Regions from separate parts of the Homo sapiens genome. Here region 1 is linked to region 2. The links are chromatin loops, found by intact Hi-C in ENCODE. Cell type or tissue: CD14-positive monocyte. All regions are shown on one strand. Each heading gives the region's core, and the rest is flanking DNA. Links, peaks and the distances in the headings are about the cores only.

Evidence for each region. A loop is a pair of places that touch in the nucleus more often than their neighbours do. Peaks named below come from ENCODE experiments on the same cell type or tissue, not always from the same donor. Only the 100,000 strongest peaks of a DNase experiment are listed, where the experiment ranks them.
Region 1: it touches region 2 in a loop (5-fold over the local background); 88 of 110 quality-filtered maps call a loop at or near these places.

What each region holds. Positions count from the first base shown.
Region 1 is chr12:106,217,506-106,230,375 of GRCh38, forward strand. No RefSeq gene overlaps it. Among named protein-coding and RNA genes, the nearest start is that of CKAP4, 24 kb to the right of the region's middle. RefSeq lists an enhancer at 6,672-6,721 and a silencer at 6,772-6,881. In CD14-positive monocyte, for the core only: CTCF peaks have their summits at 6,807 (motif pointing left) and 7,006; a DNase peak (open chromatin) is centred at 6,786; H3K27me3 peaks cover 611 bases.
Region 2 is chr12:105,417,373-105,427,400 of GRCh38, forward strand. It overlaps LOC105369956 (a long non-coding RNA gene), which reads right to left. Exons shown (of 3, transcript XR_945297.3): 3 at 8,953-9,391. It overlaps LOC105369955 (a long non-coding RNA gene), which reads left to right and starts at 9,250. Exons shown (of 3, transcript XR_945295.3): 1 at 9,250-9,601. In CD14-positive monocyte, for the core only: CTCF peaks have their summits at 3,458 (motif pointing right) and 3,675; a DNase peak (open chromatin) is centred at 3,469.

The DNA.
Region 1 (12,870 bases), core at 4,888-8,887, 800 kb after region 2:
AGGCTGGTCTTGAACTCCTGGGCTCAAGCCATCCTCCTGCCTTTGCATCCCAAAACACCGGGATTACAAGTGTGTGAGCCAGTACACCCAGCCTAATATTTCTTAGTACAAATTGGCTGGTGATATTAATAAATTCTTTCAGCTTTATTTTGCCTTCATTTTTGAAATGAGTTGACGGTTTTTCTGTCAATATTTTAGATATATTGCCCAATTTTCTTCTACCTTACATCATTTCCAACAAGATATCTGCCGTCTTCTCTTTGGTAGAAAATGTGTTTTTCTCCCTCTGGTTGCTTTTAATATTCTCTACTTGTGACCTGTTTTAAGCAATTGAATCATGATGTATCTTAGTGTAATTTTCTTCATGTTTCTTGGGATTAGCAAGCATCTTGGATCTGTGGGTTTATATCTTTCATCACATTTGAAAAATGTCTGCCATTATTTCTTCAAATATTTTCCTGCTCTCCCCTCTGCTTCAGAGATTCCAATTACATGTATATTTGGCTACTTGCAGTTTTGCCACAGCTCACTAATGCTGTTCGTTCTGGGTTTTTTTCAATGTTTCATTTCCAGTAATTTCCACTGTTATGTCTTCAAGTTTATTAATCTTTTTTCTCAAATGTTTAACCTGCCATTAGTACCATCTTGAACATCATTGTTTTCACCTCTAGAAGTTTGACTTGGGTCATTTTTATAACTTCCATATCTCTACTTACCATGTTCAATATTTCCTCTAGCTTCTAGAACACATGGAATACATTTATAATAATTATTTTAACATCCTTGCCTATAGCTCTTAACATCTGTGTCACTCCTAGGTCAGTTCTAATTGATTGAATTTTCTCTTCATTATGGGTTGCATTTTGCTGATGTTTTGCATCAGCCTAACATTGTGAAATTTACCTTTTTGGGTAAAATTTTGTACAGTTTTTGTATTATTATAAATATTCTCGAACTTTGTTCTTGGACAGTGTGAAGTTACCCGGAGACAGTATGATGTTTTCAAGTCTTGCTGTTAAACTTTATTGAGCAGGACCAGAGCAGTTTTGTTTGAGGCTAATTTTCCCTACATCTGAGTCCTCTGCCTAATGTACTGTGAAGTATGAGGTTTTGAGGTTTTCACTTTTACTGGTGGGAACAGAATCCTAACCCTATGTGAGCTCTGAGAATTATGGCCTTTCGTTCTTTGTTTGTTTGTTTGTTTGTTTTTGAGATAGAGTTTCACTCTATCACCCAGGCTGGAGTGCAGCAGTGCGATCTTGGCTCACTGCAACCTCTGCCTCCCGCATTCAGGTGATTCTCTTGCCTCAGCCTCTCGAGTAGCTGGGATTACAGGTGCATGCCATCATGCCTGGCTAATTTTTGTATTTTTAGTAGAGACAGGGTCTCACCATGTTGGCCAGGCTGGTCTTGAACTCCTCACTTCAAGTGATCTGCCCACCTCAGCCTCCCAAAGTGCTGGGATTACAGGCGTGAGCCACTGCGCCCAGACTCTCATCCTTTTAAGTCATTCTTTCTCCAGCCTTGGATAGTTTTCTAAAACACATGTGCTGATGGGTACTCTATTGAAGATTGGAGGGAGACCATCTGCAGATCTCAGAGTTCTATCTCCTCTGCAGTTCTCTGTCCTGTAACCTCTAGCCATGTTGGCCTCACCAGGCTCCTGGCTTTGCCTCTTCAACTCAGGGAGACTGCCAGAATCCACCTGGGATCTCCCTCCCTGCACCACAGCCTGGGTTGCCCAACTCTCCTCAGTTGGGCAACATATTCCTCTCCAGGCAACAAGCTAGGGCAGCTATAGCACTCATTTCATTTGCTTCTCTTCTCTCAAAGATCGCTGTCCTTCATTGCCTAGTGATCAGTATCTTGAGAATCATTGTTTCATATATTTGATCCAATTTCTTACTTTTTTCAGAAGAGTGGGTAAATCCCCTGCTGTTATTCCACCTTGGCCAGAAGTAGAAGTCAAAATATGAGTTTTTCATTTATTTTCTTAGGGAATTTTCTGGCATACACTCGTCTGTGTTACATATATATAATGTATATATATGTATATATACACACACAAATCTTTACTGGGTGCTTGCTATGTGCAAGGCACTATAGTAGTGCTGGGGATAGAGCTCTCATCAAGACAGACACAACTTACAGCCTAGTAGATGAACTAGGCAAACACGTAACTATATAATTACCACAGTTCATCAAATCTAAGATGCCATTGCTCATAAATTGCACCATTAGTTTATATGCCACTAAAAAAAACACTACCAATGATACTTCTGAGATGCCTTCAATTATAAGATGCATCCCAACTTCAGAGATGTTAGGTGTTTAGAAACATATACACATATCAGAAAGTCAAGGAAATATAGTAATAATTAATTGCAATTTTGATGAGAGCTGAGATAGAGAAATCCAGAATGCCAGCAGGCCACGTATTAGAAAAACCTGACTTAGCCTGGAGAGGCAAGGAAGCCTTATTCACATGCAGCATTTCAGCTGAGATCAAAAAGATGACCTGGTGTTAGCCAAGTGAAGGTGGGTAATAGGAAGGGCATTCTAGGCAGAGGGACTAGGTTGTGCCAAGATGCCAAGGTGGTAAGCAGTTTTGCATTGGTGGGGAACTGAAAGTGCTTCTAGTGAAAACTGAGGGACTGCAATGTGATTTTTAACTTTACCGTCAGAGCAACACAAGCCAGACTGTAAACAAAGGAATGATACACAGTCGTGTATCACTTAACAATGGAGACAAATCCTGAGAAATGTGATGTGTGGTTAGGTGATTTTGTCATTGTGAGAATATCACAGAGTTCATACACAAACCTAGACAGCATAGCCTACTACACACCCAGGCTATATGTTATGGCCCATTGCTCCTAGACTGCAACCTATACAGCATGGGACTGTCCTGAATACTGTAGGCAATTGTAACAGAATGGGAAGTATTTCTGTATCAACATATGTAAACATAGAAAAGGGACAGTAAAAATATGGTATTATAATCCTGCAGGATCAACATCGTATATGCAGTTCATCACAGACTGAAATGTCATTAAGTGGCAAATGACCGTAAGTAAATTTGTCCTGTTGAAACATCACTCCGGCTTCTGTGTGACGGGTGGACTGGGAGAAGCACAGACACTGGTTAAGAGGCAATTACGAGAGTCTGGGAAAGACAGAATGATGGTTTGGACAAGAGTCATGGCAGTGGAAATCAGGAAAAGTTCCCGGGAGATATTTATAGAGATGCATCAATACGATGACCAGCTGTGGACACTAAGGGAGAGGGAGGCACAAGGACTCATGCTTCTGACATGAGAAATTAGATAGATGGAAAAGCCATTTACTCCGATATGGTTCAATGGAGAAGGAGGAGGTTTCAGAGGAGTGGTCAATGAGCTCATTTGGAGCACAGTGAATGTAATAAGTTTGTACCACTCATGGGTTTTTGTTGCAATCAACACAAAACACTCCTGAACATTTGCCACCTCAACCCTGAATGCTCAGTTTCTTCAGTTTCAGTGTAAATAATTCTTTTTTTTTTGGAGACTCAAGTATAGTTTTATTATCTTTCTACATAGAAAACCTAGTTTTAGGGTACATGTGCACCTATGTGCCACAAAGATTCAGAGCTCTAGTCTGAGAGTATGTAATTGGCTAAGAACTAGAAGAGATAACATCTGTGCCCCCTCCCTAAAATAGAAAGGGTGTTTTAATGATGGAGAGTCCACTGAAAGATCTTTAAGCAAGCCTTGGAAGGATATCCAGTGGCTCACGACCAAGCCCTTAGGACTGGTGGAGGAAAAGAAGCCTGCACAGCTCCCAAGAGGAAGTGGTCATCAGAAAGGCCAGAGATTCAGGTGCTTAAATTATTCAGGCAGGAGGTAGGCAAAGTTCAGGTGAAAACAGTCTGTTGTGGATGCTACTAGTGGCATCACCACACCAGGACATTTGCCACCTCAACCCTGGACCCTCAATGTCTTCAGTTTCAGTATAAATAACCTCTGATCATCTCTGCCCCACAAAGACTAGAAGTTCTAGTCTGAGAGCACGTAATTGGCTGAGAACTAGAAGAGAGGATATCTGAGCCCTTTCCCCCAAATAGATGGGGGCGGTTTAATGACAGAGATCTGCTGAAGGATCTTGGAACATCCGGGTAGAAATGACAAGTAAGCATTTGACCAGTGCTGAGCTGGAACTCAGAAGAAAGGTCTGGACTAGAGATAAAACTTTAGGGTCCTCAGCCTGTGTAGGTGGCCTGCATAATGTAGGCACAGATGGCATCACCCAGGAGGAAAACATAGAGCAAGGAGAGAGAACAGCTCACATCCAAGCCCTTAGGTCTGGTGGAGGAAGAGAAGCCTGCACAGCTAGCAAGAGGAAGTGGTCAAGAAAGTAAGAAGAAAACCAGGAGCATGAAGTTGCATGCACACCAAGGGAGGGAGTGGGCACCTGCAGTGAACACGGATGAGAGGCTAAGGGAGATGGGAACAGGAAGAACTCAGATCTTGAAAACTATCGGTGACTTCAGCAAGAACCATCTTGATGACAAAGAGCAGAGTTCATGATACAGGGGATTGAAGAGTGAAGACAAGCAGACAAGGACAGGTGACTCCTTGGAAGGTTTGTCTGTGGAGGGAAGGTAAGGGGTGAGATGGCACTGGAGCTTTTCTTTTTTTGTTGTTTTTTTTGTTTTTTTGCTTTTTTGTTTTCATGAATAGGAGAGAGGCAAACATGTTTAAGACTGGACTGGATAAAGCCAGGAAAGGAGAGGTTGAAGAGACAGGAGAGGAGGAAGAGGATCGAGAGTATCTCCTTCTGGGTGGTTGGGGCCATTCATTCAACAAATATCACTGAACCCTTAGCTACATGCTTGGGCATGATAGCACAGTGGTTCAGAGCACAGTCTCTGGGCCAGGCACGGTGGCTCTCGCCTGTAATCCCAGCACTTTGGGAGGCTGAGGCAGGCGGATCACCTGAAGTCAGGAGTTTAAGACCAGCCTGCCCAACATGGTGAAACCCCATCTCTACTAAAAATACAAAAATTAGCTGGGCGTGGTGGCACATGCCTGTAATTCCACCTACTCGGGAGGCTGAGGCAGGAGAATCACTTGAACCCAGGAGGCAGAGGTTGCCGTGAGCCAAGATCGCACTACTGCACTCCAGCCTGGGTGACAGAGTGAGACTCTGTCTCAAAAATAAAAAGTACATAGCCTCTGGAATGTCTGCATCTTGACTCTGCCTCTTACTAAGTGACCTGGTCAAGTCACATAAGCCATATGAAACTCAATTTCCTCAGCTGTAAATGGAACTAATAATACAACCTGCTTCACACACTTGTGAGGGATGAGTTAAAGCATGAAAATAATAATGGTAAACATTTAATGAGCACTTATTATGTGCTTATGATTTAGTTGTTTCAGACAGGTTGATAAATCCAGTCCCTGTTACTCTACCTGGCCAGAAACAGAAAGCAAGAGATTTTTTTTTTATGTATTTTCTTCTGAGATTTTTTTTTATCAGGATACATCAATCTGTGTAATATAGACATGCATGTATATATTCAACAAATCTTTGTTAGGTACCTGATAATAATGCTGTAAGCACTTTATAGATTTACTTCTCACGAATACTCTATGAGGTAGGTACTATTATAATCACCTCATTTTCCAGGTGAGGAACTGAGGCAATAAGTTTAAGTGCTTTGCCCCAAGTCACACACCCAGGTGGTCTAGCTGCAGAGCCTAAGTTTCTAGCCACGAGGCTATCCTGCCCCCACCAGCTCCAGAAACAAGTCCAAGGGTAATACCAGGACAGCGGGTAAGAGGGCCACAGCCACGGATGCAGGAATAGTCTGGAAAATGGGAAGTGAGGTAGGAGGGCCCTGAACAAGTCTCACCCACCCTATCCAGCGCTCACACTTCTGGTGCTGGCTTTGTGGTGCTAGGTGATTCTGGCAGGATCAGAGGCCAGTGGAGAAACAAATACCCAGAACCATCGAAAATACCCATTTGTCTCTTAATGACAAGCCCTTAGTCTTCCAGAGCACCCACTGAAATGACTCCAATGGAAAGAGACTCTGCCCAGAGTCAGAGGCTGGGAGGTGAGGGGACTGCCAATGGGGTTTCTGAAGCATAACAAGGCATGTTCGGTGGCCGCCTGAGCCAAGCCAGAAAGGGTTCGCCTGCTGACTTCACTTTTCATCTCTGCCAAGGAGCACCCAAGGCCACCACAGACTCTGCAGCAAGCCATTTCTGGAAGGCAGTTCCATCAAGAAAGAAAATAGGCTCTGCTTTTACAAAATGCAGAGATGGGCAAACCACCAGTGTGTGCTATCTGTAACTTTAATTGTTTCTTTGGGATTAAGCACTCCTCCAACAAGGGCAGGAGTGAGCTATAATGTCATGTTGGATTCCAGTCGACTTGGGGTGGTTTGACAGGCTGCCCAACCTGAGCATGTGACCCCAGGGGAGCTGTTTTAAGGCTTTTTTTTCCTCCTGCTGGATTCACTTAGACAGATTTTAGCCCCCAACAAAAGAAACTTTCCAGCCACACCCACCTCCTCCCCCAGCCCTTGCTTCTGGTTTCTTCCTTCTATAACCCACTTGGAATTCTTGGCTGATTCATTCCAGTTCTCTCCTGATGGGATTGCAGAATGTCAGAGCTAGAAGGGGCCATCAGGAAAAATTGGGCCAAGCTTCTTAACGGCAGGTCCCAGCTACTTCCATGCAGTCTGGCCTAGAACCTTCATCGGCTGCAGCTGCTCCCTCCCGGGCCGCTGCACTACAGTGCCCTCTTCTGGTAGTGGATGGCAATTGCCTCTGAGTGGCACCTGATTTTCAGGACTGTCCTGTGGCTCTGACATCTCCTCAGCATAGACTTTCTCTGCAGAGGGGCTCTAGGGGTTGAGTGTGTGGGCTGCCTCTCTGCAGATTTTACTCCCTCTCTCCTGTGCCCCTCCTTACCTCAGCAAGCCCCGGTTCCTTCCCGTGAAGGCTAGGAGGAAAGTAGCCATCTGCAGAAGAATCTGGGGAGGGACTGCCATGGTGGGCTTTAGTTCTTGGCTAGAAGAGCCTCTGTTCTCGGCAGGAGAAGCCAAATTGCACAAGAAAACCCAAAGATCTTCTTTGATGTACAAAGCCATGAAGTCACAGCCCTTAAAAGAGGTCGACAAAGAGCCCAAAGTTTCCATCAGGTTGACAATGTCCATGTAATTCATCTCACTCACTGCAAGGATCAAAACACCAAATGCTTCCAGGAGCCAGACAGGAGGCCTAAATGAATGGAGAAGCAGACACAAGTGAGTGGTGGGAAATGTGAGAATCTAGAGGCCACAGGCCCACCTGAAGACCTCACAATCAAACACAGGCCCACCTGAAGGCACTCACAATCAAACACAGGCCCACCTGAAGGCACTCACAATCAAACACAGGCCCACCTGAAGGCACTCACAATCAAACACAGGCCCACCTGAAGGCACTCACAATCAAACACAGGCCCACTTGAAGGCACTCACAATCAAACACAGGCCCACCTGAAGGCACTCATAATCAAAATTCCAAACTCAACGGGGCACAGTGGCTCATGCCTGTAATCCCAACACTTCAGCAGGCCGAGGTGCAAGGATTACTTGATCTGAGGAGTTTGATACCAGCCTAGGCAACATAGTGAGACCCCTGTCTCTATGAAAAGATCAAAACACGAGCCAGGTGTAGCGGTGTGCACCTGTGGTTCCAGCTACAAGAGAGGATTAAGCGGGAGGATCGCTTGAGCCCGGAGGGTCAAGGCTGCAAGTGAGCTATGATCATGCCACTGCACTCCAGCCTGGGCAATGGAGTAAGACCCTGTCAAAAAAAAAATTCTAAACTCACATTTTGCAGGCCAACAATAGAAGGGCTCATTTCACAAGCCTGGCATTTCAAATTCCCTGCATTTAGTCAATTTCTAAGTACTATTTATTGAGCACTTCACTGTCATGGCCACTGTTCTAAGCACCTCAGATGGAGTAAGCCTCACAACAACCCTATGAAGTAGGCACTATCATTAGCATCATTTGCATTTATAGGTGGGGAGACTGAGGCACGGAGCACTTAAGTAACTGTCCCGATGTCAGACAGATAGAATATGCCATGGCTGGGAACTCAAATAGTAAGGCTCAAAAACTCAACTTATCCAATTTCTTATCTTTTTTTTTTTTTTTTTTTTTGAGACAGGGTCTCACTTGGGCTAGAGGGCAGTGCTGCCGTCATGGGTCACTGCAGCCTTGACTTCCCAGGCTCAAGCAATCCTCCCACCTCAGCCTCCTGAATAGCTGGGTCTACAGACATGCATCACCACACCCGGCTAATTTTTATATTTTTTGTAGACATGGGGTTTTCCGCCATGTTGCCCAGGCTGGTCTCGAACTCCTGGGCTCAAGCAATCTGCCTGCCTTGTCCTCCCAAAGTGCTGGGATTACAGGCACAAGCCACTGCACCTGGCCAGAACCCAGTGTCTTAACCACCAGTACTATACACACAGTACAAGTACATAGTTGTATCCTGGGACATTATGGGAAGCTGATTTTATTACTATGGGAAAGGGAGTATGGTTTAACAGACAAAAAGCAGGCCTTATTAGAGACAAACAGAGTCCGAGTCCTGCTGCTACCACAGACTGCGTGCTCCCAGAGCAAATTAATGACCATTTCTTAGTGTCTGATCAGTAAATCAGAGACAACCACTTTTACTCCCTGGGATAATCGTCAGGGTAAGCGAGATGATAAATGTGTTCCACCTAAAGCATGACATCAAACACAAAACACAATTATGGGTGACTATTACTTAAGTGAAGGACTAAGCATCCAACATTTGACTTGCCTTATTTAAAGGGCGCCACTTGCACTTTTTTTTTTTTTTGTCCTTTTTGAAACAGAGTCTCACTCTGTTGCCCAGGCCGGAGTGCAGTGCTGTGATCTCAGCTCACAGCAACCTCCGCCTCCCAGGTTCAAGCGATTCTCCTGCCTCAGCCTCCCGAGTAGCTGGGATGACAGGCACGTGCCACCACGCCCAGCTAATTTTTTGTGTTTTTAGTAGAGATGGGGTTTCACCGTGTTAGCCAGGATGGTCTCGATCTCCGGACCTCGTGATCCGCCCACCTTGACCTCCCAAAGTGCTAGGATTACAGGCGTGAGCCACTGCGCACTTCTTAACTAGCTTGACATAGGAACGATAAAGGTCTTTCGGTATCTAAACTTCTACTAACAAAAGATTCATATTAAACAAAACCCTTTATTACCTAAGTTTTCAAAAGGGGCTAATTAGTAGGATAGTATACACATTACAAAAGCATTCATGTCACAGAGAAATACACACATAGGTCTTTTAAATAGTGGATTTCTCTGGTATTTTTAATGGTACAATTGGATTTTATCCCCTTTCTGGAACAAGAGCGAAAAATGAAGAAATCATTCCTGTGATCCCTGACTCTGACACTAGATGGCAATAAATTCTCACTTCAATTATGTTCTCTGGGTTCCTACTGCCACAGTCAGCTGATTTGGGGCTATTCCCCAGCTGAAAGTTCAGGGGCTTGAGCCGCTCTGGATTTTTTACTGGTGCATCCCGGCATCTTCTGAAAGTGAATAGTCTTCACATGAGGTTATCCAAGATGTCAGCCCGGCCCGGCCAACATTCCCCATTTCACCCCAATAAATGAGAAAACATTAATTGTGACCCAGTGTGTGCCGGCCCCCATGGGAGCTACAAACAGACCCTTGGTTAAGACAGAAGCCACCCTGGCCCCTAGAGATCTGCTCACTGTCTAGTCCTTTTTCCCTTAGGCCTCCTCCTGCCCACCCGAGGCTCCAAAAGACTCTTGTGCAATGGTTAAAGTCAAGGAAAGTTGGATCTGGAAGAGAACATGAAGATTACTTTATCTCCCCTCACTTTTCAGATGGGAAAACAGATGGAGGCCCAGAGAAGGAAAGTGAATTATCCTAGGCAGCACAGCCCGGCAGGCCAGCATTCGGACCAGAGTCCTGATTCCAGGTGACTTCCCCCATCCCTGCTGTTCTTGTCACACCATGTGAGAACTCCGTCCTGGAGTGCAAACCAAGATCATACCCGTGAATGGAAGAAAACAAAAAGACCTAGCCTTCTGAGTTTCCATGAAGGACTCTGTGGGACAGGATGTGTCCTCACACCAGCAGCCACACCCAGTTGGTAATGCCTCTTTCAACACAACATCACCAGCTATTTGAACACAGGCCGGGATTTCCCCACAGCCCCATTACCCAACAGGTATTGCTCCTGAGTGTTCGCTGCCACACGCGGGGGCTTGCACAGCAAGGCCAGGCTGCCACACCCCTTCCTGCCAAGAGTGGGTTTTGCTGCCTGCAGCAACTCAACTGCCCTGATTCTTCGCTTACTTCTGAGCATTTTGCATCTGTGCTTAGGCCTGGAGCCAAAACAAATTGTGGGGGATAAGAGAAGAAATTAGGCCCTGTCTTCTTAGCCAGTTAGTGTATGAGCTTGGGTGAACAACTTCTCTGAGACTCAGCCTCCCCATCTGTAAAACAACAGAATTAGATTAGAGCCTTCTCTCAGCCTTAGCTTTCTAAGGCCTGTCACATGGCTACTTAGCTATCATTACTATGAAAAGTAATCATGCGTAAATGCAGCACTTCACGTAATATATGTAGGCGTCATTTGTTTTCTGACCTGTACTAGTTTAACTATTAAAAGTATAAGCTTTTCTCTATGTGTTTCTTCCCCTTTAAAAAAAAAAAGTTTAATTACAAAATATTTCTGACCTATGAAAAGATATCAGGAATATGGGGAGGCCAGGCATGGTGGCTGACACCTGTAATCCCAGCACTTTGGGAGGCCAAGGCAGGTGATCACTTAAGTCCAGGAATTCAAGAACAGAGTGAGCAACAAGGCAAGAACTTGTCTCTACAAAAACACAAAAATTAGCCGGGTGTGGTGGTGCACGCCTGTTAGTCCCGGCTACTACTTGGGAGGCTGCGGTGGGAGAATCACTTGAGCTGGGGAGGTAGAGGCTACAGTGAGCCAAGATCGGCCACCGCACTGCAGCCTGGACGTATATATATCACATATATATATACCATCTCCCCATATTTTTTTATTTTTCTGAACAGAGCAAGACACTGTTCAAAAAAATTGTAAAAATGGGGAGATGGATATATATGTGATACACAAACATAGCAAAGTGTTCATTATAGTATCTAAGTAGTAGATATATGAGTGTCCGCTGGACAATTCTTTCAACTTTGCTGTTTGAATTTTCATAATAAAATATTGAAAGGAGAAAAAATGTATTATGAGTGATATCATGAATACTTAGGTAGCCTCCACTCAGCCTAAGAAATCAAATGATCTGAATTTGGATATTCGGTCTCCTAGTCATTTCTTGGTACTTTCACTACAATGTATAGTATTATTTTACACGGTAAAATGTCTTAGTTTTAAGAATTAAGGAATTTCTGAAGTGTCACACTGTGTATTTTGTCTGCAGCTTATTTTTTCACTCAGCATTTTAGTTGTGAGATTCATCCCCACGATATATGAGATTAGGATTTCTTCCTTTTTGTTGTCGTTTTGAGGTCTATTGTATGAACAAGTGATAGTGGATTTACTGATCTTGTAGCTACTTTCTCGGTGTTTCCACTTTTCTTTCTTCGTAAGCGGCGCTGCTGTGCCCATTCTCTCCACGGCTGCATGTCGCCTTGTGCGCAGGAAAGGGGACACAGTGGTGTTCAGGGGCTCTGTGGAGACACACATGGCCTCTAGCACAAGTGACCTGGGTGTTCAAACTATGTCCTCAGGAACCTGTGTTTTGCCGACTCTTGGTTCTGTTTTCTTCTATGCTGGCCTCATTCTCAGTGGACTCTGCACATGTGGTGGCCTTTAGCAGCCCTGGGCATTTATCCAGCTTGGCAGTCCCGGTGGGCAGAAAGCATCCCTTTCCAGAAAGTTCCAGCAGTAGTCAATGGACTGGATGGCGACCTGTATTCCTCCTGCACAAGTCAAACCAGATTTCTGATTGGCCAAACCTGGGTCATGCACTCAGCCCAGTCAGTCTCATCAAAGCCAAATGGACTGAGAGTGGGGAAGGGGTGATTCCCTAACAGAAAACAGAGAAGTGGTCACCAAATGAAGGAGGACTGGATGCTGGGCAGGCAACAACACATGTCCAGGACCCAGCAGTCCTCATGTGGTCCCTTGACCGCTGCACAGGTCACCCTGCATGTGATTATGGTGCCATTTACATGTCTGTGTCCCCTGTTTGGCTGGGAGCCTCTCAAAGAGGAAGACTTCATCTTTCATCTCATCTCCGCTGAGCAAATGCAGCTCAGCACCCAGTTTATAATAAATGACAGTAGGTGGAATCAATCCCTTGACCAAACACATCCTGAAGACGGGGAAGGGCAATTCAACCCTCTGCCTCTGAGGTTTTAGGTCCTCCCTCTGTGAACCCAGTCAGAGGGGTATGACGAAGAAAACGTCCACTACACCTCACCCTCTCTTTTTCTCTCTGAGTTACTGACCATCAGGACAAATGCAGTGTCCAGTTCAGAAGTCAGTATGTTCTCAAACAGCTGCCCTTTATTGAACACCTACTATGTCTCACACTTTTTTTTAATATATGGCTGGGCAAGATTCATCCAGATAGGAATGTTTCCAGCCTTCTGTGAATATGCTGAAAACAACTGTACACTTTAATAGGGTGAACTTTATGGTATGTGAATTTTATCTCAGTAAAGCTGTCATTTTTTAAAAGAAATACCAAGTCTTATATGGTATGATTTCATCTCTACAAAATTCAAAAATGGGCAAAATATTCTATGGTGATAGCAGAATAGTGGTT
Region 2 (10,028 bases), core at 1,029-5,028:
TTTAGTGCTTGACCAAACAACTGGGCACCATAGCCTGGCCAAGTTGACCATCAAATTTGACCTTTACCCCTTGGACACATAGAAAGCTAGACATGAGAAGGGTCCAATCCATGACCAGGAACTTGTCCACTTGTCAAATAGCCCAGAATACACCCTTGCCTTGCTCTGGGTCTCACATCCTTCCTTAGTAAACTGGCTATCAGAACACAGTCCTTCCAAAGTCCTGGGAAGAATTTCTTCCATTAAAGTTCCCCTGCCAGATCAAGTAGCACTCAGTGTCTCCCCAGCTGAGTACTGTCCCAGTGGCATCTTTAGTACCACCCCTTTTCTAGGCAGGGGTGGGTAAAGGTAGAGGGGCAGCAAGTAGGTGACCTTCCATGTTACCAGGCTCTCTGCATTTTTCTGACGTCACTGCCAGTCTCTTGTCTCCTTAGACTCAATGGCCCTTGGTGTGTGTCTGCTATTGCAGAGGCTAATCACATCTACAAAATGTATCTTTTTACTGTTTCTGTTATACTGCTTGTTGCCTCTAGGATGTTAAAGACAGCGCAGTCTCTGGCTGCCATTCCCAAGAAATCCACACACCCCAAACATTTTGTGAATTTCAGCAGCATTTCCTCAAGACTTGGTGGTGCTAAGGGTGGTTGAAGCTTACCTACATTACCTACATTTAATTCTCACATCAGCGTTGTGAGGCAGACATCATTAGTTTCACTGTGCTAAGCATCGTGACCCTGGCACACAGCTAATAAATGAGGGGGTTTTCAACCAGTTACTTTGTACTGGGTCATTCTTAAGAACCAGGGAATTGAGAGCCTTGTGTTCACTCATAAGGTAATGGAACTTAACTGAGCCACTGGAAATAGTGATACTTGTCATTTATTCAATTTACCCCACACATGAATACCTCCCAACAGTGGAAAGAGTCAGCTGTGCTCACTAAAAAGGTGGTGAAGTGGTCACGTGCACAAGTATGTGTGTGCAGTCAGGAATGTGGAGACCAGGGTAGGGACGTGTGAAAAATGCTGGATGTGGGCTCAGCATGGCCCTGCCCTGCCCCAGAGCCTCCACATAGGAATGCCAGTGTCATGAATCTTAAATTCCATCCCAGCTGCATGGGCAACATCAGCCCCACCCAGATGGAGTGGGAAGGGGCGTGGGATGAGCTTGCTGAAGGGGCGGCCATCTTTCTAGTCCCGCCTCAGTGTCATGGTAGCCAGGCAGATGTCTGTGAACACTTGTGGAAAAGTGGGATCCAAATATGAAGAGCTGCTGCCTCCCTGCCTGTGGCTGTCCTCTGCCTGGGCTATGTTCATTTCTCCTTGCGGTCTAAGGGAATCTGCTCTTCATGCCCCCATCTCCTGGGCAGGTACCCTTGGAACTCCCATAGCTATCCTGCAGTGTCTTGGATGCTCTTCTGCATCTTGTGTCTCCTTGTGATGATAAACTCCCTGTTAAACTGCCTGAGGCCTGAGATAGCTGAGGCACTTCTCCTACCTCCTCCACACATTCCTTCCATTAACACGCTGCCCTGGGTGCCTTCGTCAGATGCATTTGTGCTCTTCCAGTAGGACCCTGAGGGAATGCAGCCCCAGAGCGATTTGCCGGCAGGCGCTGTGCTTTCTTGCCTTTGCTGGTCCCCACATCTGGACACCACCTCTGCCTTTCCAACGCCCGACTCCTCTTTCCCTAGTGCTGTGAAATCTCCCCCTCCTTTGAATTCCAGACTGCTTAATTCCATTCCTTCTTGCAGCATTTATAATTATAGCAATAACTAACCTCTGTCTGGCTAGTATTCCTTACAAAGCACTTCCCCATATATGATCTTTTCTTATTCCTATGAAAAGAATTTGGCAAATAGCTGCCCTGCATTTCATATTTTCTATGAAGATTCTTTACATATATGTCACTCTTTTTTTTTTTCTGAGAAGGAGTCTTACTATTTTTCCCAGGCTGGAGTGCAATGGCCCGATCTTGGCTCACGGTAACCTCTGCCTCCCAGGTTCAAGTTATTCTCCCTGTCTCAGCCTCCTGAGTAGCTGGGACTACAGACATGTGCTACTTCACCAGGCTAATTTTTGTATTTTTAGTAGAGATGGGGTTTCACCATGTTGACCAGGCTGGTCTGTAACTCCTGACCTCAGGTGGCCTGCCTGCCTTGGCCTCCCAAAGTGCTAGGATTAAAGGCATGAGCCACTGTGCCCAGCCACATATATACCACTCTTAATTGTCACAGCAGAACCACAAGATGTGTGTTAGTGTGCCTGTTATACAGATGAAGAAACTGAAGTGTGGAGAAGCGAAATCCCTCATGAGTTTATCTAGCCAGGAGTTGAACCTAGGTCTGCCCAAAGCTTTGTTAGCTGTCAAAGCATGTGGCCTGTGGTGCTCTACTGGGCTCCATTTATAGAGGTGGAAACAGTGGCTGGGTGACTGAGAAAGAACTTGTACCAGATGGCAGATGCAGGACTGTGTCCCGATCTGAATACAGACTCCAGGCTTCTCCCTCGACATCTGCCACACAGTTGCTGATGTTCATGACTAATCTTAATCTTTTGATGTGAGCAACATGAGGGTAAGATCAGTGCCCAGGATGCTAAATTACCTATGAAAGATAAAGGAGGAGGGAGCAGGAATGGGTGGGAGATCCTCAGACCACAATGCCACCTGCTACCGGCAAAGTGGGGGCAGGCAGGCAGGAGGACTTAGGGAGGAGAGCTAGGACTACAGTGCGGCTCTGAGAGGGCCTCCTCAGGCCCAGGGGCAGGCTCCAGGCACAGGTTCCATCCAGGAGGCCTATCCTGGGCAGATGTGGCCTGGCTCTAATCCTCCCTCATGCTCACTCATGGCTGGGAGAATTCAGGGAGATGGTGGCCTTGGTGCAAATGCCACAGTGATTCTAAAGGCACACAGCTGCTGGCTGTCAGTCAATTGCACCCTTGGCCAATGCTCTCTGAAAAGAAGAGCTGAGCAGTGCACCTGCATGAGAACCACGTGGACGAAGCCAATGCTTTGGACTCAGAAAGACCTGACTTACCAGCCACGGGTTCACAGGTAAGTCAATTAGTTTTTTTGAGTTAATTTACTTACCTTTGGCTGACAGATGGATTAAATGAGGTATTGTATGTAAGATGCCTGTCATGATACAGCTGCTCAAAAATGGGCAGTTACCTTCCCTCTGGGAAGTCTGCTATAGTGGTTGGCAGGATAGATTCTGGAGAGAGATGGCTTAGGTTCAAATCCTGTTTCTGCTACTTGTTAGCTGTGTGATCTTGAACAAGTTACCTAACCCCTCTGGGACTCAGGTTTCTTCTGCAAAAACTGGAGATAATAATAGTTCTTAACCTCAGGAGGGATATTGTGAAAACTAAATGAGATAATCCATGAAGAAGTCAGAATGTAACAGCTATTACTGATGGCCTGTATCCTTAAGGATAAAGGGAAATGCATAGCAGTGGCCTGCAGAGGGCAGTATCCCCACAGCAATCTGATTTGCCTCTGGGCCAATGCTGTTTCTGGGCCTTTCAAGTTCAGAGCAGAAAGAAACAAGGTGTACAAAGCACAGCAGAGTGACTAAGTGACAAAATGTGCCAGAAGAGATGTGGAGAGCATGTAGAATAGGTAATATTTTTAAAAATATTATTTATTGGTGGGTGGCTGCAATGAAACAGAATGGAGAAAAATATCAATAATTTCAAATAAAAATCCTATGCACAATTTAAGGTGAACATGGAAACCAAAACTTCTCATAGAAAATGACACACCTGCTCTCTTTGGACATGTCTTAGGAGCCCCTGGAGTCTGGTGGCCTGGGCCCTAGTTTGTTTATACAATTTGTGTCAGAGATCAAGACACTCTTTGAAAACACCTGGAAAGCAACTTAAAGATCAACAGTTTAGAGCTGAGTGAATTGAAAGTGGAGTGCTTTGGAGTTACAGGCATCTGGTATGTAATACCAGCTCAGTCCCTATGTAGCTGGGTGATTTTTTTTTTTTTCAAGTCAGAGTCTCGCACTGTGGCCCAGGCTGGAGTGCAATGGCGCCATCTCCGCTCACTGCAACCTCCGCTTCCTGGGTTCAAGTGATTCTCCTGCCTCAGCCTCCCGAGTAGCTGGGATTACAGGCATGAGCCACCACGCCTGACTAATTTTTTGTATTTTTAATAGAGATGGGGTTTCGCTACGTTGGCCCAGGCTGGTCTCGAACTCCTGATCTTGTGATCTGCCTGCCTTGGCCCCCCAAAGTGCTGGGATTACAGGTATAGCTGGGCGACTTTAAGCCACGCGATTCATCTCTCTGTGGGATGCAGACAACCTTTTGAACAGTCAGAGCAAAGGGCCAGGCCAGGGATTATCATCAGTCTGTATTCCATGCCACATCCCCTCAAAGTCCTTTTTGATTTGCCCCTATGCTATCCTGCAGGACATTCTTCTAGTTTCTTAAGCATCTTGGATAAAGGGGGGCATTTTCTTACACCCCCAGTGTGCCTGTCACTCTTTTTGCTTCTGGTGAATAACTGCAATGTCTACTATCTAGTCTCCTAATTAGGTGTCTCTTGGGCCACCATTAACCATCGTCAAACACTGAAATCCCTACTGCTCTTTGTCATGGAGTCTGCTTCATGTACAAAAATACAGTTTATGTTGTTTTCAACCTAAATGTCTAAATCCCTGCCTCATTCTGTACATATCTTTCTGTAACTTGCCCTTTTCACTTAATCCTGTACCTTAGAGAGTTTTCCATGCCACACATAAACATTGACCTTGTTCTTTAATGCTACAATGGCAATCCACTGTAGGAATGTCTAGAATGAAAGAATTCCAGTGTCAAAGGCTATTTAGACTTTTTGAATTTTCCCCTTTAAAAAGCAGTGTGGCAAGGGTGCCTGTGTGTGCCTCGTCCATTTCTGCAAGTCTTTCACTAGGATGGATCCTAAAAATGGGGTTGCCAGGTTTCAGGGGTGAGCATGTAGAATTTTGACAGATACTAACAAGTCACCCCCAAAGTCTGTGCCTACTTATCATATAGTGTGGTATAGTATAATACAGCATAGTGTAGTACAGTGTAGCATAATATAGTGAGGCACAGTATCATATAGTGTAGCATAGCATAGTGCAGTATAGTGTAGAATAATATGCTATAGTCTGGTATAAGATAGTATAACATAGCATAGTGTAGCAGAGTGTTCTAACACACTCTTTATTATAGTCCTCAGATGACAGGTAATGTTTTATGTCAAAAATTGAGGAACTTGAGAGGCATATAGCCTCGTGGTCAGGAGCCAGATATTGCATTCAAATCTTAACTCTACCCCTCACAATTTTTGTGACTTTGGGCAAGCAACTTAGTCTTTTGTGACTCAGTTTTCTCAATGAGTTAATATATGAAAAACACTCAGAACAGGTGCTGGCAAGCAGCAAGCAGAGACCCATTGTTTTGTGCCACTGTTATCCCAGTTTCTCTAATCTGTAACACCTGGGGTGTTGGTGTTCTTAATGTGTGAGAAGTCGCAAGACACATGGGGTGCATGCAGTCAGAGAATACATTTCACTAGTAGATTTGTTGAAATAAGTAGTTGATAAATACCTAAAATGCTTTTACATGGAAACAAATGTATTTATGAAGAAGAATGCAAAATTGGTATAAATTTGAAAATATGGAACCTCAAAAATAGAATACCTGTTGAGGGCTTCTATGAACTCGATACTTCACCCCACTCCCTTTGCAGGTGCTCGCTTTGGATTATTCTGGAGTGAAAAGGTCAAATAATTAGAATAATTCATGGTGGTTTGCCTTCTGAAAAAAACTGAGGATCTTCGTGGGTCTAGATTTGCTTTCTTTGGTTTCCAGGTACTAATGTTTTTTCCTTAGCAATGAAATGCAAATTATTCTCATAGACAGCCAATATTGATGTTTCAGCAAATCAATGAACAGATGTTTTGCTTGAAATGATTTCTAATTAGTGCTCTATAAATGGCTGGAGTTTAAAATAGTCAACTAGGTAATCAGAGTTAGCCTTCATTTCCTATCTTACTGAGTCACTGGGAGAGATGGGGCACCAGGAAAACCCCAGATTTTCATAATCTTCAGATGTCATTGAAACTTGTACCTCAATTACACTGTCCTTCACTCTCTGCCCTTCTTTCACTCCATTTTCCTATTGTGTCTTTCTTTTTTCACATATGTTTGTCATATTGCAGTCAGTTAAAAATCCAGTTTGTCTTCCTCACCAGCTTTTCAAGGTGAAACAAAGTGGCTTCAAATTTTGTCTTAGTTATTTGTGTGAACTTGGGCAAGTTAGCTAATCTCCTGAGGCCTCTATTTGCCTCAGCTGGAAAATGTGGGTCATTTCTGCATCAGGTAGGGATTCTTCTGCTGCAAATACTAGAAAACTCATCCCAAACAGAATTTCCTGGCTCACGTGAGTGGAAAGGTTGTGGGTTCTCACTTTAGGCATATTTTGATTCATGACTCAATAGTCACCAGAGGACCCAATTTCTTCCTTTCTGCTGCAATTCCTTAGTTTTGACTCCAATCTCAGGTTTCAAATGGTAGAAGGACAGTTACATTTGCTCCATTCCCCACACATCTCAGGCTTGAATTCTAAAGGAAAGCCAGCCAGACTCCGTCCACACATTCCTAGCGGAAGCCTCACTGGGTCTCGCTGAAGCTGATTGGGTCTTGTGCCTATCCCTCAACCAATCACTGTGACGAGGGAAATGGGAGGCATTTATTGGCTCAGCCTAGGTCACATGACTTGCCCTTGCCCCGGATGTGGTCTCCCCTGGATGTGTTTCCACCACAGGTTGGAGAAGAGAATCCCCAACCCCAGCCTGTGAGAAGTTGCTAGAAAAAGAGAATATTTGTTTAAAGGAAAAAGGAAAGTGTTTGCTCTCATATCTCTCTGACACGTTTGTCGTGTGGATAATGAGGTGAAATAAAGATTGGTACAACTACCTAGCAAAAGTGGCGCATGCTGGGGAATGTCAGTTTTCTGTCAGTGTCTCCTCTCTGGCAATTCTTTGGCTATTGCTGCTTTCTCTTTGTTCTTTTGAGATTTTGTACGCTTTGCAACAATTCCTCAATTGATGCTTCTATCTCCAGTTCCAACTTCTCGTCATAGTTTTAGTCCTGCGTTTCCAACGACTTTTGATCATTTTGAATTAGTTATTGCAGTGCAACCTACAGATCAACACATCAAAAACCCAGCTTATCATCTGGATCCTTAAATAAGATCCTCATTCCTGAATCCTTCCCTTCTGCTCTTGGGTCCCACGCATCCCAGCAGGTACTAAAATGGCCTTGATTCCATATCCATTTTTATTCTCACTTGATGCTCGGATCAATAAAATGACCTCCTCACCTCCCTTGTGAATTCTGGATCACTGAGGATGAAAATCTGGAATCCCACAGTTATAAGTCTTATAAACTGCATGAACTTGAGTAAATAACCTTCCTAAGCCTCAGCTTCCTCATCTGTAAAATCTTTTTTTTTTTTTGTGATGGAGTCTCGCTCTGTCACTCAGGCTGGAGTGCAGTGGTGTGATCTCGGCTCAGTGCAAGCTCCGCCTCCCAGGTTCACGCCATCCTCCTGCCTCAGCCTCCCGAGTAGCTGGGACTACAGGTGCCTGCCACCACGCCCTGCTATTTTTTTTGTATTTTTTGGTAGAGACGGAGTTTAACCGTGTTAGCCAGGATGGTCTCCATCTCCTGACCTTGTGATCTGCCTGCGTCAGCCTCCCAAAGTGTTGGGATTACAGGCGTGAGCCACCACGCCGGGCCTAAAATCATTTTTTTTAAACGTATTATTTCAATTTAAATCACACGTCCCTTTGATAAAGGACTCAACCTTTGGAGCAAGGTGTGGGCAGTCAGGTTTGTATGATCTGCTGGGCTGACTACTCTGTACTGTCTCTCCTATCCCATTTGACTCTAGTTTATGATTCACTTCACTTTCTTTCTCCCCCCATTCGGCAGCAGATATTTTTGATTTAGAGAGTGTTGGCCAACTCTGTAGAAACGCTACTTTCACACCTGTGGAATATCATATTGCCTGACATTCACTTCTGTAGCACTTCTAATCCTCTCTGGCTCTGGGATATGTAATTATATACACCCCTTCTCAGCTCTGACTGCTGCAGTCCCACTGCTGGATTGCTCGTCTGTTTCCTCTTTACCTTCCAGTGACCCCTACAGGGGTTGTTACCTGGGAGGTGTATTTCTCAATACCGAGGCGAATGCACTAGATGCCATCACAGGCTCATCTATAGGAGCCAACGGGTATGTGGTGAGTTACCTGTGGGGCAGGACTTTACTGTGAGTGGCTAAGCAACCCCGTATAGGGTGATATAAGGACTCAGAGAGACAGGGAACACACCTGGTTGACCATACTGCATACCTGTTCTGTCCAATATGACAGTCACTAGCCACAGCCACATGTGGTGATTTAAATAAAAAATAATTAAAATTTTTAGTCCTTAATTGTACTAACTACATTTCAAGTGCCCAGTAGCCACTTGTAGCTAGTGTCTTCCACTTTGGACAGCACAGTTACATCATCCTAGGAAATTCTACCTAATAGCACTACTCTAAAGTGGGGAAACAGGAGCAGGCATGCTGGGCTCTCAGCCAGCCAGAGAGAAACAAGGGCTTTGACCCCTCAGCCAATATGATGTGGGCTGGGGAAACTGGCTTGGTTTCAGAGGTAGACACTGGACATGGCAGTGCAAAGCATCCAAGGAGTGTACAAGTTGAGTTAAGCATCCTTAATGCTATGAAGGGAGGGTGGTCTAATATTTTTGGCCAACCACAATGTTGAGATATTCATGGCAGATGGGAGCCCCCAGGAGACAAGCCCCATACTGAGCACTTTATGTAGATTATTTCATTCAACCTTAAAGGGAGAGAATATTACATTGACTTTATAAATAAGGAAACTGAGCCTCAGAGCAGTGAGTCTAACTGTAAGCTCTTCTTAACTGCCCTGTACTGCCTTAATATTGGGTAAGAAGGACTTGCGTTCTGGGGGAGCAGCAGTCTGAGCTCTTGGTGGGAAGTTGGCTTGGATCAAGCAGAGTGGCTCAGATTGGGGCTTGGGCCAGCTCTTCAACTCTCAGAGGACTGAAATGTAAGACAGAGGAGCAGGCTGGGGCAAGGTGGGGATGGGACAGACTTAACTTTGGGGGTGATGCAGATGTCTCGGGGTGCATGCAGATGTTACAGGTGATGCATTCTGCACATCCAAGAACAGGAATGCAAGTCCTCTGAGGGTAGGGCTGTGCAGTAATGGTTACGAGTGGAACTTGGGGCTACACAGCCCTTCTCTGAATTCCAGTCTTGCCATTTATTACTTTGCAACAGCTGAGGTGACCTTTCTGTTTCAGTTTTCTCATCTGTAAAATGAATATGATAAAATGGCAATTATTATTATCATTATCTTTGTAGGCTGAGATATAAATATCATCCTTAGCATAAGTAGCCTTTCCATACAAATGGAATGAAATTGAATCCGGTTGTGAGGATTGGAGAATGTAAGCTGAAACAAAGCTCTACCTGGATAAAAAGAGAGACTTCCTCAGGCATGTACTAGGGCAATGATAAGAGTAAGTTAATAATTTACTTCAGGCTCACCAAAATCAGTAGTTTAGTTTTGCTGTTGGAAACCCCGGAGATGTGTCCGTTTGCTGTAAAAATGACCATCCCATACCACCATTTTGTGACCATTGGCTTTAGCAATATTACAAATTATATTAGTATTAATTAATTATGAATTAATTACTTGGCTCAAACTAGAAATTGCCAAATTATTCTCCTTTGGGTGGGCACAACATATTGTATCTGTACACACAGAATAGTTTAGAACCATTTAGTTTAATTCAGTTAAAAATCAGTTATTTTGAAAATATTCAGTTTCCAGATATTCAAGCAAAATCTCAAAATAATTTGTGTAATCCTACGAATTGGCACATGAAAGTTCTTCAGAGTTGGCCAGACTCATATTCTGTCTGCTTGATAACACTAGTGGGTTTT